Linked DNA regions of Homo sapiens: region 2 is linked to region 1. A link is an interaction called in ENCODE POLR2A ChIA-PET data of the cell type or tissue named here. Cell type or tissue: A673. All regions are shown on one strand.

What was found. ChIA-PET counts read pairs that join two places held together with the same protein. Peaks named below come from ENCODE experiments on the same cell type or tissue, not always from the same donor. Only the 100,000 strongest peaks of a DNase experiment are listed, where the experiment ranks them.
Region 2: POLR2A ChIA-PET joins it to region 1 with 5 read pairs; 2 of 35 experiments call an interaction of 5 or more read pairs at or near these places.

The regions. Positions count from the first base shown.
Region 1 is chr1:48,521,699-48,529,698 of GRCh38, reverse strand. It overlaps a transcript of AGBL4 not described here. Among named protein-coding and RNA genes, the nearest start is that of SPATA6, 53 kb to the right of the region's middle. RefSeq lists an enhancer at 2,973-3,474. In A673, no CTCF peak of the experiment used is centred here; a DNase peak (open chromatin) is centred at 3,248; H3K27ac peaks cover 1,683 bases.
Region 2 is chr1:48,786,479-48,794,478 of GRCh38, reverse strand. All of the region lies in intron 6 of AGBL4 (AGBL carboxypeptidase 4), which reads left to right. Among named protein-coding and RNA genes, the nearest start is that of BEND5, 14 kb to the right of the region's middle. In A673, no CTCF peak of the experiment used is centred here; no DNase peak of the experiment used is centred here.

The DNA of each region.
Region 1 (8,000 bases):
CTATGTCCCTCATTTCTTGTTCGGAATTCTTCCTCTAAGTTCCTGCCTTCTGAGCACTAAAGAAGTCTGGTACCTTTTGGCTGAGCTCAGCCAAAGGGGCATCAGGGCCACAAAGCAGAGGGGAGACATAACGTAATAGGAACAGCCCGAGTTTAAAGTCAGGCCAACCTGAGTGTGAATCCCAGCTCTTCTGTTAAGCTGTATGGCTTTGGGCAAATAATGTAATCTCTTTAAGTCTCGGGATCCTCATCTGTAAAATGAACTGAATAATATCTACTTCCTATATTTATGGTGAGAATTGAATATAATAACATCTATAAAATACCTGGAACTGAGAAAAACTCTTTTCTCAAGCCATCTTCACCCCTGCTCTGCCTCTCATCTGCTTGCTAGAGTTGGAAATCCCTTCTCTAGAGCCAAAGCTTTTCTTCTCCCCAGATGACGTACAGACAGAAGTACAAATGCTTCTTGAGTAGAGGACAAGAGTGAGAGGAGTGTCCAGAAGAAAGGCAGTCACACTGAGGGATCAGTGTCAAGCCAGGGACCTAGGTTTTATTCATCTCTGTAGTCTTAGCACTTAACACAGATTACGTAGCAGAGTCTGTGCTCACTGAGTGTGGAATGAATAAATAGTGGGTATGGTGAGAGTGAGGTCACCCAAAAACCCTGAACCCTTGAGGGAGGGGAAAGAGGCTTTGGAAGTTGGGACTCTGAACAAATGGGAAGACAGTGTTGAACATGATATTCACCCAGCCTCATGTGAGGCTGAAATAACTAGACTAAAAAGAGAAGGGGGAAATAGATTCTACAAGATACCATGTTTTGTCAAAATCATAGCAAACAAATCTTACCAGGATACATACAAAACTTTTTTTATGTTACTTTGATTGGCATGCAACATCTCAGGGATCATCTTTATGAAGTAATCATACAGATCTTCTCTGCCAGCTGAAATTCAGGACTCCCCCAAGGCACTCACATATCTGTCTTCATACACCAAATTCAGGTGGTGTGCTGGTCAGGGCTTATTTTCTCAACTTTGCAGATGAAGAAATTCAGATTAGTGTGATTAATCTCATGCCCGTGGTCCACAGCCAGTAAGTAACTAGGACAGGATGTGGACCCTGGATACAAACACAACTCTACCACACCTCTCTGTCTCTCGGTTCAGCCCCAGACCTCGACACTAAGCCCGAACAAGTCAGAAAGTCATCCTAATGATGCCTATTATAACTCCTTAGTGCTTAAAATTTACTTGTTCCCCTAAAGACCTGGGATCTATTTTTAGCTGACCCCATGTCAATCTTAAGTCCAAATCTGCTTCTCTCCCTGGCATCAGCTGCCTTGGTTAATATTCTCTTTTTCCATCTAATTGCTCAGGTTGGAAGCCCTGCCCTTGCCTTAACTCCTTTATGTCTTTCTCCCCACACAGCTGACCAACCACCACGTCCCATTGCTTCTGCCTCTTTGGTGTGTCTGCCTTCAGGTAGTATTATGGAGTGACTCTGAGTCAGATAGACCTGAATTTTAATTTCAGCTCCACCGCTTGCTAATCATCTTATAAATCATTTAGAGCAGTTTACTTGCCCCATCTCTAAAATGGGACAATAATGCCTATTGGCAGGTTTGTTGTGCATTTCCCTCCCTCTATCCTTTCCATGCTTTCCCTCCTAGCCACTCCCACCATTATTTCCTACCTGGATTGCTGGAATGGCCTCCCTGTCTCCAGATGCTCTCCTGTTAACCCATTCCCTGCTTAGAAGCTTCCAGGAGCTCCATAAAACATGACCCCATTTTATGGTACTTCTTTCAAATTAACTGTCCAAGCCAGGAGCCTGGATATCATCCGACTTTTGTGTCTTTCACGCCCCATTTCTGTTCAATTGCCAAATCCCACTGGTTATTCCTGCTTGTTCTCTCTAATTTCCAGCCAACATCTCTGTTCCTCTTAACTAAGAAAATCCTTCTCATCATTCAAGACTTAGCTCATGTGTCCCAACTTCATGATATCCTCCCAGTCTTAGCAGTTGTCATTAATTGCTTTCTTTTCTCGGTTGCCCTAACACTTTGCTTATTCATCTGTTTATCAATTTTTTTTTTTTTTTGAGATGGAGTCTTGCTGTCACTAGGCTGGAGTACAGTGGCACGATCTCAGCTCACTGCAATCTCTGCCTCCTGGGTTCAAGCAATTCTCCTGCCTCAGCGTCCTGAGTAGCTGGGACTACAGGCGCGCACCAACACGCCCAGTTAATTTTTGTATTTTTTTAGTAGAGACAGGGTTTCACCATGTTGGCCAGGATTGTCCTGATCTCCTGACCTCGTGATCCACCCACCCCGGGCTTCCCAAAGTGCTGGGATTACAGGCGTGAGCTGTTGCGCCAGGCCTGTTTATTAATTATTTCACTCAGCTGATTGTCACCTCCCCCACTATCATTTAATGTCTTTGGGGGCAAAGTTCAGGTTTTATTTGTCTTCACACCTCCCATAGAACCTAATGGTTCCAGACAGGTCAGAGGCACTCAGTAACTACAGCAGAATAAAAGAAAGAATGAACAAAATCTCAAATCGAAAATTCTATCCTGACCTCACCCTGATAACTGAATCCTAATTATGGCTTTATCTTCCCAAAGCCTCAACCTCTCTGAGACATTCCACAGCTCAGATTTCCTCTATGGCTTCCTTTACTTACAGAATTAAGCTCCAACTCAGCATTAAAGGCAGCATAGTATGGTAGAGTGCTTTAGACTTAGAGTCAGCGGTCCTGGATGATCTTCATGGCCCCAGGGTCCATGGAGAGATGAAGGAGACAGATTTACTTAATCCTCCAACAGTTTCCTGAAAGCTAAATTCTTTTTCACAGCCCAAGGCAATTAGATCCTTTTTTCTATAACAATAAACATCATAACAATTGTTGCTGGTGTGGTTATAACTACTACTTCTGCTGTTGCTATTACTACTAGTAAAAACATTGCTGTTGCTATTACTGCTACTGCTGCTTCTATTACTAATCTACTTCTACTGTTATTCCCATTACTACTCCACTGCTGCTGCTGCTCCTACTACTATTACTGCTCCTGTTGCTGGTACTGCTAATCTAATGCTACTACCGCTGCTGCTACCACTACTACTGTGGATATTGCTGCTACTACTAATCTACTCCTCCTCCTCCTCCTGCCGCTGCAGCTGCTACTGTTACTGCTGTTCTGCCCTGACTGAGTGCTTACTTGGCTCCAGGCCCTGTACTGATTGCTTTGTCTTCCATGATCTGATGCAATCCTCACAACACCCCTATGAAGTAGGCATTATTCTCCTCATTTCCCTGCTAAAGACACAGAAGCTTAGGGAGACTAAGGAATCTGACCAAAGTTGTGCAGCTTGTTGTAAGTGGAGGAGCCTGGGAGTCATCAGACTCTAATGCTTGTGTTCTTTTCGTTCTCCCCTCCTCCTTTTTGTGTACAGTCCTAAGACTGACAATACAATAAATATTTAATGCTGGTTATAAAAAGCCTCCACCTCAGGGAGCTTACTGGTTTATGTTTGTTCCTGTGCATGACCTCATTTTGCCTGATTCCCCTGAGTCTTGCTTTAGGCGGTCTCCTTTGCAACTGGATGTCCCCATATGTCCTGTATGCCTGAGTCTCTTCCTTTGAAACAACTGCTGTGAAATGATTGTCTTAACAGGCAGGATTGGTGCTACCCTCAGAATTGTAACAACAAGCGAGGTGCTTTGCCAGGATATTAGGATGGAGTGGTGCAAAGGACGCCCAGCTCCTTCTATTAACCCACCTCTCCCACACTCCTGCGTTATAAAGAGGGTGCTATGTCACTAACTAGAGGGAGTTTTCCCAGGAAATATCCCAAAGTCTTCCTCTTCCTCTAACCCAAGCCACATTCTATCCTCAACTCCCAGACTCAAATTGTCAAGTCAAATGGATTTAAAGATGTAGCCGTTAGGAAACTGGGTTCTGCTCCCAGCTCTGATACTGCCTGGCTGTATTAGACATTAAGTAAGTCTCTTGTCCTGGATGGAGTAACCCCAGAGCTTCAACTGGTTTCAGTTTCTTACTGTTTGGTATGGGAACATAATCTTCAACTGACATAATCCTCAGCAGAAAATAAAAGAAAAAGAGAATCGTGAGGATCAACTGAGAAGATAAATGGGAAAGTATGGTATTTTGAAAAACATTTTCCAATATTTTCTTTCTTCTGAGACCTCATGAAGTTCCCTACTTCATCCATGCTTTTAACCTGAAGTGTCTCATCACTAATTTATCCAACACAAATAATGAAGCATCTGTGTTTGCTAGGCACCTCCCCATTCCTCTCTGCTGCCCTGATTTTTACTGATTCTACAAGACCCCTCCTTCAGGAAGTCTTTCCTGGTGCACTGGCCCTGAGCTTCTAGGGAACCACTGTCTAAACACATTTCATTTGACACTTGGTAATGGCTTTGGTATTTCACTTTTATTGTGTATCAGCTCTCTTACCAATTCAACTTTCCATTTTCTTGGACTGAGATGTTTAGAGAGGGCCAAAAACAGTCTTACTCATTTATGGGGCCCAAGAGCCTTAGCATAAGGCCAGAGACAGAGAAGCCATTCACAGAGAATTTGTGGCTGTTGCTGCTGCTGCTGGTGGCGAAAATGAGACTGAGGATGCCTGCTCCAAGCAGAACATTTTGGTGATGCTGACACCCCTCCTTTTCTCTCTCCCTCCAGAAGTTCACAAATAAAAGCAACCCTGAAACTTCTGGATAAAGTGGAGCAAACCTAGCTTATAGGCCCATATAGGAAGTTGTGAGACTTTAGGCTAATAGTATCCATAGGGCAAAAACAAAAAAAAAAAAAAAAGGAGAAAGCTGGGGAGAGACTACGACAGGTAAAAGAGATAAATTGACTATGATGTATTTGAATGTATGTGTGTGTGTGTGCTACCATTATGTGAACATCTTATATGAATAACTTCTTTATATTTGTGTGTGAAAATGCATAAGTTTGTTCAGTTGTGAATGTTTTTACTGAATATTAGATGACAGATCATTGTCAAATCTAAGCAGATTTTTTTACATCTACTCATAGTCAGAGGTCCTGGGTTAAGCTGCTGTTTGAAATTCTGTCTACTTTCTTGACATTTCATCCATATTAATGGATCACCCCTCTGCCCCAGCCTCCCAGGGACTGTGCTCAGCACGATGTCAGGGCCACCTCTCCTCTTTCCCAGTCCCAGTGAAGGCTGATCCTGGCTGATTCAGCCAAGCCAGTCCCTCTGGGGTGGAGAGCTCACCAAGAACCCCCTTTTCAGACTCTGTCTCCAGGTGATCTTGTGTTTAGGTGTCTTTTCTGTATTTCAGCTTTGTGTTCCTGTCTTTCTCTTTTTTTTTCTCTCTTCAGATCAGCCTTGACTAAAGGTTGAAAAACATTGCTTGTGTGGTGTTATGAAGAAGTGAGAGGTAGTTCTCCTTAATACCCCTAATACCTCTCCAAAGTGCTCCTGGAGCTGAAATTCCATGATTCCAGGGGGTTTGTTTCTGTTCAATTTCAGAAGCACTCACTGAGGGCCTGCTCTAAAATAGGTCGAATACCAGGTGGTGGTCAAAAGTGAAGGGCACACAGCTGTGAAATACAGTCACACACCACCTCACAATGTTTCAGCCAATGATAGACTACCTGAATGACAGTGGTCCCATAAGATTATAATACTATATTTTTATTGTACCTTTCCTATGTTTAGATTTTTTTAGATACACAAATGCAAGCATTGTGTTATAATTGCCTACAGCATTCAGTAGAATAACATACTTGACGGGTTTGTAGCCTAGGAGCCATAGGCTGTACCATGTAGCCTAGGTGTATAGCAGGCCACACCATCTAGATTTGTGTAAGTACATTCTATGATGTTCACACAATGATGAAATCACCTAACAATGCATTTCTCAGAACGTATCCCTGTCATTAAACAATGCATGACTGTACATTGCTCTGGCCTAAAGAGCAGCTCCACGGAGCTTGAGACTTTGCCTTTACTGAAAAGCAAATACATGGGGTGGGGACTTTCAAACATTAAGCCTGTTTGCCATACATGCCTTAATTCATTCTTTTCTAAGTTAAATATTCATTCTTTCTTTTATTCATTTATCCTTAGGGAGGCCATGTGGTTTGGTTGAAAGAGCACTAACCCAGAGCCTGGATTTAAGCCTAATTCAGCTGCTGTCATTTCCCCTCTTTGAACCTCAACTTCCTCACCCACAGAATGGAATTAAGCATTATTGCTGTTTCTAAATCACAGGATTACTTTGAGGAATTTCAGGGAAAGTGAATGTAGTGGGGAGAAAGAACTCACATTCTCTGAGTTCCTACTAGAGGCAGTACTTTGCATGCATCCATTCTGTAGCCATACAATAGGAAGGGGATGGGGACAAGTGAGGACATCAGGAGCAGGGACAAAGGCCTAGAAATGATCCATTAGAAGGAGTCTTAACTGGAAGCAGAGAGACCTGGAATCTAATCGCAATATGTTCCCAGCATTTATATAACTTTAGAAAAGTCACTCTCCCTCTCTAAGCCTCAGTTTTCCCATCTACAAAATGGAATCTGTTGAAGTAGGTGATCACTAAGGGCTCCTCCAGTTCTGCCATTTTGGGTCTCTAGGAACACCCCCTTCAACCCACTTGCCTACCCTAAAAATGATCTCACACTGACCCCAGTATGCATGTCAGGTTGCTAAACCCTAATGAGGACTAGGTAGTGAAGTTTCTTTCTTTTTTTTTTTTTTTTGAGATGGAGTCTTGCCCTGTCGCCCAGGCTGGAGCGCAGTGGCACGATCTCGGCTCACTGCAACCTCTGTCTCCCAGGTTCAAGCGATTCTTCTGCCTCAGCCTCCTGAGTAGCTGGGATTACAGGTGCACTCCACCATGCCCAGCTAATTTTTGTATGGTAGTGAAGTTTCATACTTAGTTCAGCAACTCTGGTGGTGATTCCCGCCTTCCAAAGATTCTTTCTGTCCTCAGACTTAATGCTGAACCAGAGACCTCTGGAGAGGTGAGACGAGCTGGTGACACCACGAACCTTGCATACAAGAGATGCAGTACTGAGGACCTAATTAACATCACCGTGCAGTAGGCACCATGGAGCACACTTGAGCTGCCAAAGAGAATAAATAAAGCAGTGTTTTATCTTAAGTGTTGATTAACAGTGAGTAATAAATAGACCGTGTCTTATTTACTATGCCTTCCCTGCACAGGCCTGCTATGGCTGACCTAGACCTTGTGAGACAGCATACCCTGATTTCAAGTGTGTGCATTATAAGTTGCTTGTCAAGCAGCTGGAGAACTGGGCTTCTGACTGGATGTTGTAATAGACTCATGCAGAGATGTGGGCACAAGAGTCTGGAATCTGATGTCTGACAGATCAAACTTAGAGTCCTGCTCTGCCACGATGTGGCCTTGAGCCATCCCTGTGAACCTGTTTACTCACTTTAAAAATGAGATTAATTAATGTCTGGGTTACAGGAAGGTTGTGAAGGGTGGATGATGAGAAGATATAAATAAAGACCAAATGAAAGTGTCCCACAGAGGGTAGGTATTGTTCTCAGTCACATCCACATTACTCTTACGCTTAGTATTTCTAAGTCAGTCAAACCAACACCCTGACATACATTATAAATGGGTAATGTGGCCCCTCATTATAACTGACTAATAATGTAACAGGGTCTTTACCAACATCAGGTGGTCATTTGTCCGCGTCCAAGACTGTCTTCTCTCTTCTCACTATAATATCAGCATTCATTCATTCCTTAGTAAGGTTTACCATGGTATCTTAGTTTGGGTTCTTCCAAAAGCAGAGACTGCAACAAGGAACTGACAGCGAGTAGTTTATATGCCAGGTGATACCAAGAAGCAGAGGTAATGGAGAGGCAAAAGAGAGACCAACAGAGAGAAAAAACAGGAAGGGTGTGTTAAAGAGCTAATTATCACTAAGGGGAAAGGGGCCTCGATCCCTCTC
Region 2 (8,000 bases), 260 kb before region 1:
GTTTATAATAACTATGCATAGCACTTTCTTCCAAAAACTTCTGCTTTCCCAGAGGAGGAGAGAAGGTAGTAATTGAAGGAGAGGCAGGGATGAGTGAGGGTTTTGAGGTGGCCATTGTTGCTTTTTGAAGCTGGGAAAGGCTTGGGCATGTGTAAGTGCATATAGGAAGGAGCCTGCCAAAGATAAGAGGTTGAAGATCCAGTGGGAGAGCATAGGGCCTGGAATGGGGCAGGTGCTCCTTGAATACCAAATGTTTTCTGAAACAAATGAGCAGGGAGAAAGTTCCTGTGGGTACAGTCTCTGGGTTTTGTCACACCCCACTAACTGTTCTAAAAATGTTGCTGTGCTTCCTCTTTCTGAAACAGCCAGGACATTAAGAATTGCACAAAAACCACCTTTTCAAACTCCCTAGAGAGGGCTCAATTTCAGATCCCAGCCAAGGTGCTTCCTCTCTGAAGTGCCTATGTGGCTGGATTGGCCCCTCCTCCAACAGCACCTAACCCTGGCTCCCAGCACAAGGGTAGATCCCCAAAGCAGCAACAAACAGAAAAGTTTCCAATGGGGCTTCTTGACCACCAGGGTCGATGTGCCTGGCCCACTCTTGAGGAATCAGCATGGCCAGGCATATTCTCTAACTGATGACTTTATACCCGCTTTGAAAAGGCATTGAGGCTGACTAGATAACCTAAACAGCTTGAAAGAGTGTGCTTAGAGATAATAATGTTATTATATTTAATTCAGATACCCCTTCAATGTCAGTCATTCCCCTTTATAAGCTCCTACTACCTTGTGTAAGGTACCTAACTTTTTTGTTTATCAATGGGTGGCAACAGTCCGTGGAGTTGTTGTGAAGAGTAAAATGAGAGAACATAAATAAAAGAGCCAGGCATATATTACATTCTTAATAAATTCACATCTCCTTCCCCTTCTTGCCAGGAGCTGAAGTTTTCTTCCTCCCAGCAGGTGCCAAAGTCTTGAGTCTGAGGGCCAAAGGGGCTGGACTTAGAGAGAAGAGAGGTATTTCAGGAAGTACCTGACATGGATAAACCTTAGGATATACCATCTGTCTCTTAGGTGATTTTTTTCTTTTATTTTTGGGGCGCTGCTATAAGAGAGCTTTAGATTTAATATGTGAAATGAAAAGTCAGGCTAAATGTTAAACTGAGGCTGGGGGAGTTTGTGAGAGAGATGCTCTTCATGTTATGAAAAGGATCCTTTGCTTTATCATAAAGTTTCTTTAAATATGTGCTCCCCTAGTACAATTAAGCATTTGTTTATAGATCATTAATTATCTGGCAGAGAGGCTTAGCTGGAAGGAATATGGCCTAGAGACACAGCTGGAGAGTTCAGAGCTTGTGCCAAGTGAGAAGCCATCAGAACCAGAGACAGTAAAGCTCAAAAATGATTGTGTAAATTGGATATAAAAAGGAAGTCAATTTCCAAGAGTTCGTCATGTGGACACTTAGAGACTTTTAGCTGGGCTACATGGGTAGGTAGTGGGGCCATTCACCAAGTCAGAGAATGCAAAAGGAGAACATATATGGAGTGTGAATGGGGGTAGAAAGAGCGGTCTGGTTCAATTTGGGATATTTTGAATAGGAGGTGTCTGTGGGACATCAAGGTGAAGAAGGGATCTAGAAGGCTGATGAATATCAGCACCATACTCCAGCAATGCTTAAATATTTGTAGTTTTCTAAAAATTTAAAAACTAGTTCACACTTTTCTGCTTCTACACTAGGCTCTCTAGCCTGAGTGGTGTCTTTCCCTCTGCTCTTTCCCACACCTGCTAAGCTTCTACTCATCCTTGAGGTATCAGCTCCAACTATCCTTTTTAGAAAACCTTCCCCAGCTTCCTCAGGCAGACATGGACTGCCTGTCTTTTTCTTGGACAAACTACTTCTACTTACACATACCTCCATGAATATCGAGGCTCACAAGATTTCCTGGCTTAACCAAGATTACATAATTTAATAAATGTAATAGGCACAGCTCAGGGAACTCATTAAGTGTTACATCATTTATTCTGTTGGAATTATTGCATTTGCTCCCTTGCATATCTCCCAATTCTATTGGTTTCCTAGGGATGCCACAAACTGGGTCACTTAAAACAACATGAATTTATTTTCTCACTGTTGTTGATACAAGTCCAAAATCAAGGTGTTTGCAGAGCCATGCTCCCACTGAGATTCTGGGTAGAATCCTTCCTTGTCTTTATCTAGTGTCTGTTGGTGGCCATTGATCCTTTGGTGTTCCTTAGTTTGCTTGCAGCTGCATTACTTCAATCTCTGCCTCTATCATCACATGGCATTCCTCCTATGTGTCTCTGTCTTCATATGGTATTTTTCTCATCTTATAAGACACAAGTCATGTTGAACTAGGGCCCAGCCTAATGACCTCATGTTAACTTGATTATATCTGCAAAGACCTTGATTTCAAATAAAGTCACATTAACAAATTCTGGGGGTTAGGACTGCAACATATCTTTGTAGGGACACAGTGAAACCCATAACACCCATTAAAAATTATTTCCTGCAGGGTAAGGACCATTTCTTGTTTGTTTCTGTCCCAACACTTAATTTAGAGTCTGGCACAGATAAGGTGGCTCGGGAAATGTTTTTTGAATGATTGACCATAAACCCATGCTTTCTAAATCAAACTTTTTTTTATGTTTTATGAACACCAGTGCCTACTGTGTGCAAAGATCTGAGGTAGATGCCTTATGCTCTTATTTAATTGTATCAAATGCCCTAATTTTGTCTCCATATCCAACAAATGAGAAAACTTAACAAGACAAGTGACTTAGTCAGATCTGCACAGCTAATGGGCAGTAGAGCTGAGATTTAAACCCCGATTTTTCTGATTTCAAAGTTCAGATTGCTCCACTACATTCTACTGCCTTTTCTCTTACCTCTGTTTCAGTAAAGTCTCTTTGTAAGTTCAGACTACCTCAGCTATGCTTAGGGCAACCCCCAAAATGGGTTGGGCTCATTCTTTGGCTCAAGTGTTAGAGAATTAACAGAACCCCTTGATGGGGATGGGGGAATGGAGGGTAGTGGTGGGGGAGGGCAGCATGGAAATGGCAGCAGGACTATAGATAGACTCCAAGGGGAAGGTGATTTAGAGAAGAGAATTAATTCATCCTCTCCCACCCCCCTCCTCAGCTAAAAGGCTTCTTCTAATGCTAAACCTGGAAAATGCTGGGATATGTTTACTTAAGACTAGGTAAGCTAATGCCCGAGGATGAATGAGATTACCTTTTACTGAAGGCTTTTCATTGTAATCAAGGGAATGCCGAGCAATGGAGGACAGCGATAAGGCCCACTAGAAGCTGAGCTTCATTATTGATTTGGTCATGTCTTAATCAGTTTTGTGCTGCTATAATAAAATACCACAGACTAGGTAATTTATAGACAACATAAGCTTATTTGGCTCATGGTTCTGGAGGCCGGGAAGTTAAGGGGCTACATCTGGTGAGGGCTTTCTTGCTGTGTCATAGCATGGTAGAAGGCATCACATGGCAAGACAGATGAGAGAGAGAGACAAAATAATTTTTTTCTTTTTTTCAGATATAAGGTCTTGTAATGTTGCCCAGGCTGGTCTTGAACCTGGGCTCAATCCTCTGTCTCAGACTTCCAAGTAGCTGGGACTACAGGCTTGTGCCACTGCGCCCAGCTCAAACTCGTTTTTATAACAAACTCACTCTTGCAATAATGAGCTCACTCCTGAGATAATGATATTAATTCATTCATGAGGGCAGAACCCTTATGATCTAATCACCTCTTAAATGTCTCACCTCTCTACACTGTTGTACTTGAGATTGAGTTTCCAACCCATGAACTTTGAGGGGCACATTCAAACCATAGCAGTCAATGACAAACTCTTTGACTTTGGGGAAATCATCATCCTTCTGGCCTCAGTTTTATCATCTCTAGAATGACAGGTTTGATACATAAGTTCTCTGAGGTCACTAGTCTTGGTTTCCTCATTCTATAGAATCTGTTTCTGTTTCATAACTCTATTTTAAGGTGTTTATCACATTGCCAAAAAAAGGGAAAAAAGAACCTTCAGGATGAAATTTTTCTATGCCAAGGAAAAGATTTTTTCCCCCTTTTTGCATGCAAAACTCTGCCTTTCTTCATTTGTGTCTGTCTTTTCATTCTGGTAACCCTCACAAGTTTTCTCAGTGGCAACAAGCACTCTCTGGCATGACCGACCCTTCCTTTTCTTGATACCAAAGAGAAGGCTTTGCTCGTAAAGTTAAAAACACATGAATAGTGCTGGTAAATCTGTTACGTGCTCTTGCTGTGACTTATCCAAACAAAGAGATGGAAGAGAAAAGGGTGCACAGGTCCAAATTGTTTAGCTTGGGGGCAGTTTTGCAGTCCTCTTGCCAAATGTAAGCATAGTGATTTCACTTCCTACTCTGCTTTCAGCTTCTTGAAAATGTGCAGGCCCTAAGTGAATGTTTTCTGACAGACTCTTTCTTCCTTGGATAGGCACTGAACATCTTAAGTGGAAAAATATACCTCGTTGTTTATGCAGTTCAGGTCTGCCTCCACCTAGGAAGTGGTAAGAGTCAGAGGGGTAGAGAGTTTTGAACATTTTATCTTTTAATGTCACTGCAGCAGAGACGGGTTGGCTTGGGAAAGACAGTGTTCCTCTCGCCAAGAGTCTGTGTCTCAGCTGTCTCCTGAGCTGGTGAGTCTAGCTGCCAGAGGACCTTAAAGTTCTTCCTATGACTTGGAGTTAGTGAGCTTAACGTATGTCTCCCTCCCTTTCCTTTCATAAAGTCTTCTTTACATCTTGTCCCTAAAGAATCAGGGAACATGATTTGGATTTTCCATTCAAGTACCCCTTACTCTACCCAGACCACATTTAGTGCTATCAAATATATCCACAGTGTGGCTCATGCCTGTAATCCCAGCACTTTGGGAGGCCAAGGTGGTAGGATCACAAGGTCAGGAGATCAAGACCATCCTGGCTAACATGGTGAAACCCTGTCTCTACTAAAAATACAAAAAAATTAGCCAAGCGTGGTGGCGGGCGCCTGTAGTCCCAGTTACTCGGGAGGCTGAGGCAGGAGAATGGCATGAACCCAGGAGGCGGAGCTTGCAGTGAGCCGAGATTGGGCCACTGCACTCCAGCCTGGGTGACAGAGCGAGATGCCGTCTCAAAAAAAAAAAATATATATATATATATATCCACGCAGCAAGAATAGTACAGCCTCCCAGTTTCTATGTGGAGTTGGTGATGGGGAATTAACACACCCAGTGGATGACAAGCAGTGTTCCAAGACCACTGGAGGCAACATAGCAGAGTGAGAACCATATGGACTTCATACCAGGTTTGAATCCAATGTGTGACTTGGACCTTCACCCTCCCTCTCTGAACCTCAGTTGCTACATCTATAAAATAGGGATAACAACAATCACTTTCCAAGTTTATTATCAGAATTGCATATCCAGCACCTAGCATTACTGGGGATCAAGTAAGGGGTTCAATAGATTTTAGTCCTCTTCTTTGTCTCTTCCTCTCATATATATATAAAATTTCACTTACTCCATTTGAAAATCCTAAAATATGCGTTTCATTTTCCCGTTTCACAAATGGGGGAAACTGTCTGTCTGATTCTCTACTGTATCCCAAGCATTAATCAGAGATTCTGGCACATTATAAGCGCTCACCAAATAGTTCAATAGTAAATAAATGAATGAACAAATAAGACAGTCTTAAAGGAGTTAAGAATCTTGCCTACATTTTCACAGTTAGTGTCCCAGAAGAATTAGGACATAAGGCAGGGCATCACAGAAAAATTCATGCAAGGAGACAAAAAGAGAACCCAGAAATGGAAACAGAAAGGCATAACATAGTTCATCCTTTTTTATGATTGAGAACACTGTGTTTCACAATTCTGAAGCCATGTTTTAAATATATAATATCTGATCATGATTTTAAAAGCAGACAATAAAACCCCAAACTCAACTTAAGTCCTACAATTTATAAAAGTACAGACCTTAGTAAGATTCCAGCTTTCTTAAACAAGGCAGACTGCCTTTGTTTGCCAGGAAGGGATGGTGGGTGGCATATCTACAGTAATACTGCCCAGCCTTCAGGGAGGAGGAAAATCCTTCACCCAAAATGAACTGGCTCCAGGAACCCATCCTTGTCATTACCCTGTGACCTCCTGAAAGGAAAGAGTAATAGAAATTATCTCAGAAGGTAAGAATGAAAAAGGCAACTCATAGTTTTTGCAACCTACTGTGTGACAGGCACTGTGCCTGCCAGGCACTTTACATGCCTTGTCTCAGTTAGACATGAAAACCTTATAAGGATCTCTTTGACAGTTGAAAAACCTGAAACTGAGAGTCATAGATTTTCCTAAGGTTTCACAGTACCTTGGTGATAAAGCAGTAATTGAGCCCAAAACTGAGTTAAAAGCCTGTGCACTTTTCACTTTTCATATTGCCATATACCTCTCGTGACATGCTGCCTCTCCAGAATGGGTCCCAAAGCCAGCAACAGAGCTTAGTGGTTGGAGACCATTTGATGGCCCAGCAATGTGGCCAAATATGTTAGCAGGGTGGGAGGTAGGGTCTTTTCCAGTTACCTACTAGACCTACCAGTTGAGATAAACCTTCCCTTGGCCACTATCCAGAGTCCCATGCACCTGTGTGCATCTTTCTCTTATCCATCCTTACGTTAGCAAAAAAATGCCTCGCCCTTAACTGATTATCTCTTTTTCCTCTATTCTTGCCATTTCTTTTCCTTGATAATAGAGGTGTGCCTGATAATAAAGATGGGGAGGTGGGGTTTTAATATTCTGCACCCCAATACATCCCCTGCCAGCATTAAAAGAATCTATGAAAAGAACTATCAAAAGAAAATGTATTGTATGTTGTATATATGAGTCAGTTTTCCATTATAATATAAAAACTTGGAGGGAAAGGATTTTTTTATATTGGTTGACATTAATAAGTATTCCTTTGTGCTACTAAATAAAGAAATTTGTGTTAGTAAATGAAAGAAAGCCATCTTTATCCTGTGGATTGGATCTAGTACATTCCCACCCACCACAACATAGAATGAAAATATAAATGAACTCCAGGGTGCTTGTTGGGACATTTGGATGATAGTGCCTGTCAGGATCTCACCTGGACCAATAGGGGTCATCTGGACATCCCTGGAGAACTTGTATATGACCCTTTGAGGATGAATGTTTCATCATCTCCCCATCCTGACCAGAAGAGCACAAATCCTGTCAATGAGGCTAGAGAGTCAGACTCAGTGGGAGCCAGAATTGGGGCAGAAGTCCATGGCTGGGGCTCTAGAGTCACATGGCCTGGGTTTTAATCCTGTGTCTACCATTTACTCCTGTGTGACCTTGGGAAAATTACCCAACATCCCTATGCCTTGTTTCCTCACCTTTAAAATGAGGCTAATAATAATAGTACCTACGTCCAGGACTACTTTGAGGATTAAATGAAAAATGTACATAAAGCCTAGCACAAGGCAAGCATTCCTGAAAGGTTTGCTACTATTATCTCTATTCTTATTCTTATTCCTCTAATCAATAATAGGGTAAGAAAACACTTTTGCGGGGTATTGGGGAGGCTGACATTTTTCACAGAGATATCTCTGACTGGGGCTATCCAGTTGTCTCCTTTTTTGGCTCAGATAATCCTCCACTCTTCCCCGGCAGTAAGAGGTGATTACCAACAGGTTCTAATGCCTTGGCCATCAGCAGAGGATATATGCCAGTAGAAATCTGCTTCAACAGTTGGTAACCTCAAAGAGCTTAAAAAATTCAGACTCTGGTGTAAGGAAGCCATGATTTAAGAAACCACAGATAATGTAGTCAAATCTTCAGTGTTTACAAAATTATTAGTTACTTAAGACATGAATGATTGGAATGGTAGATACTGGACTTTCCCATAGGGTCTAATTCTCAGGTTTCTAGGTAGGGATTCAGCCTCTAGGAAAAAGGGAACAGGGATTAAATC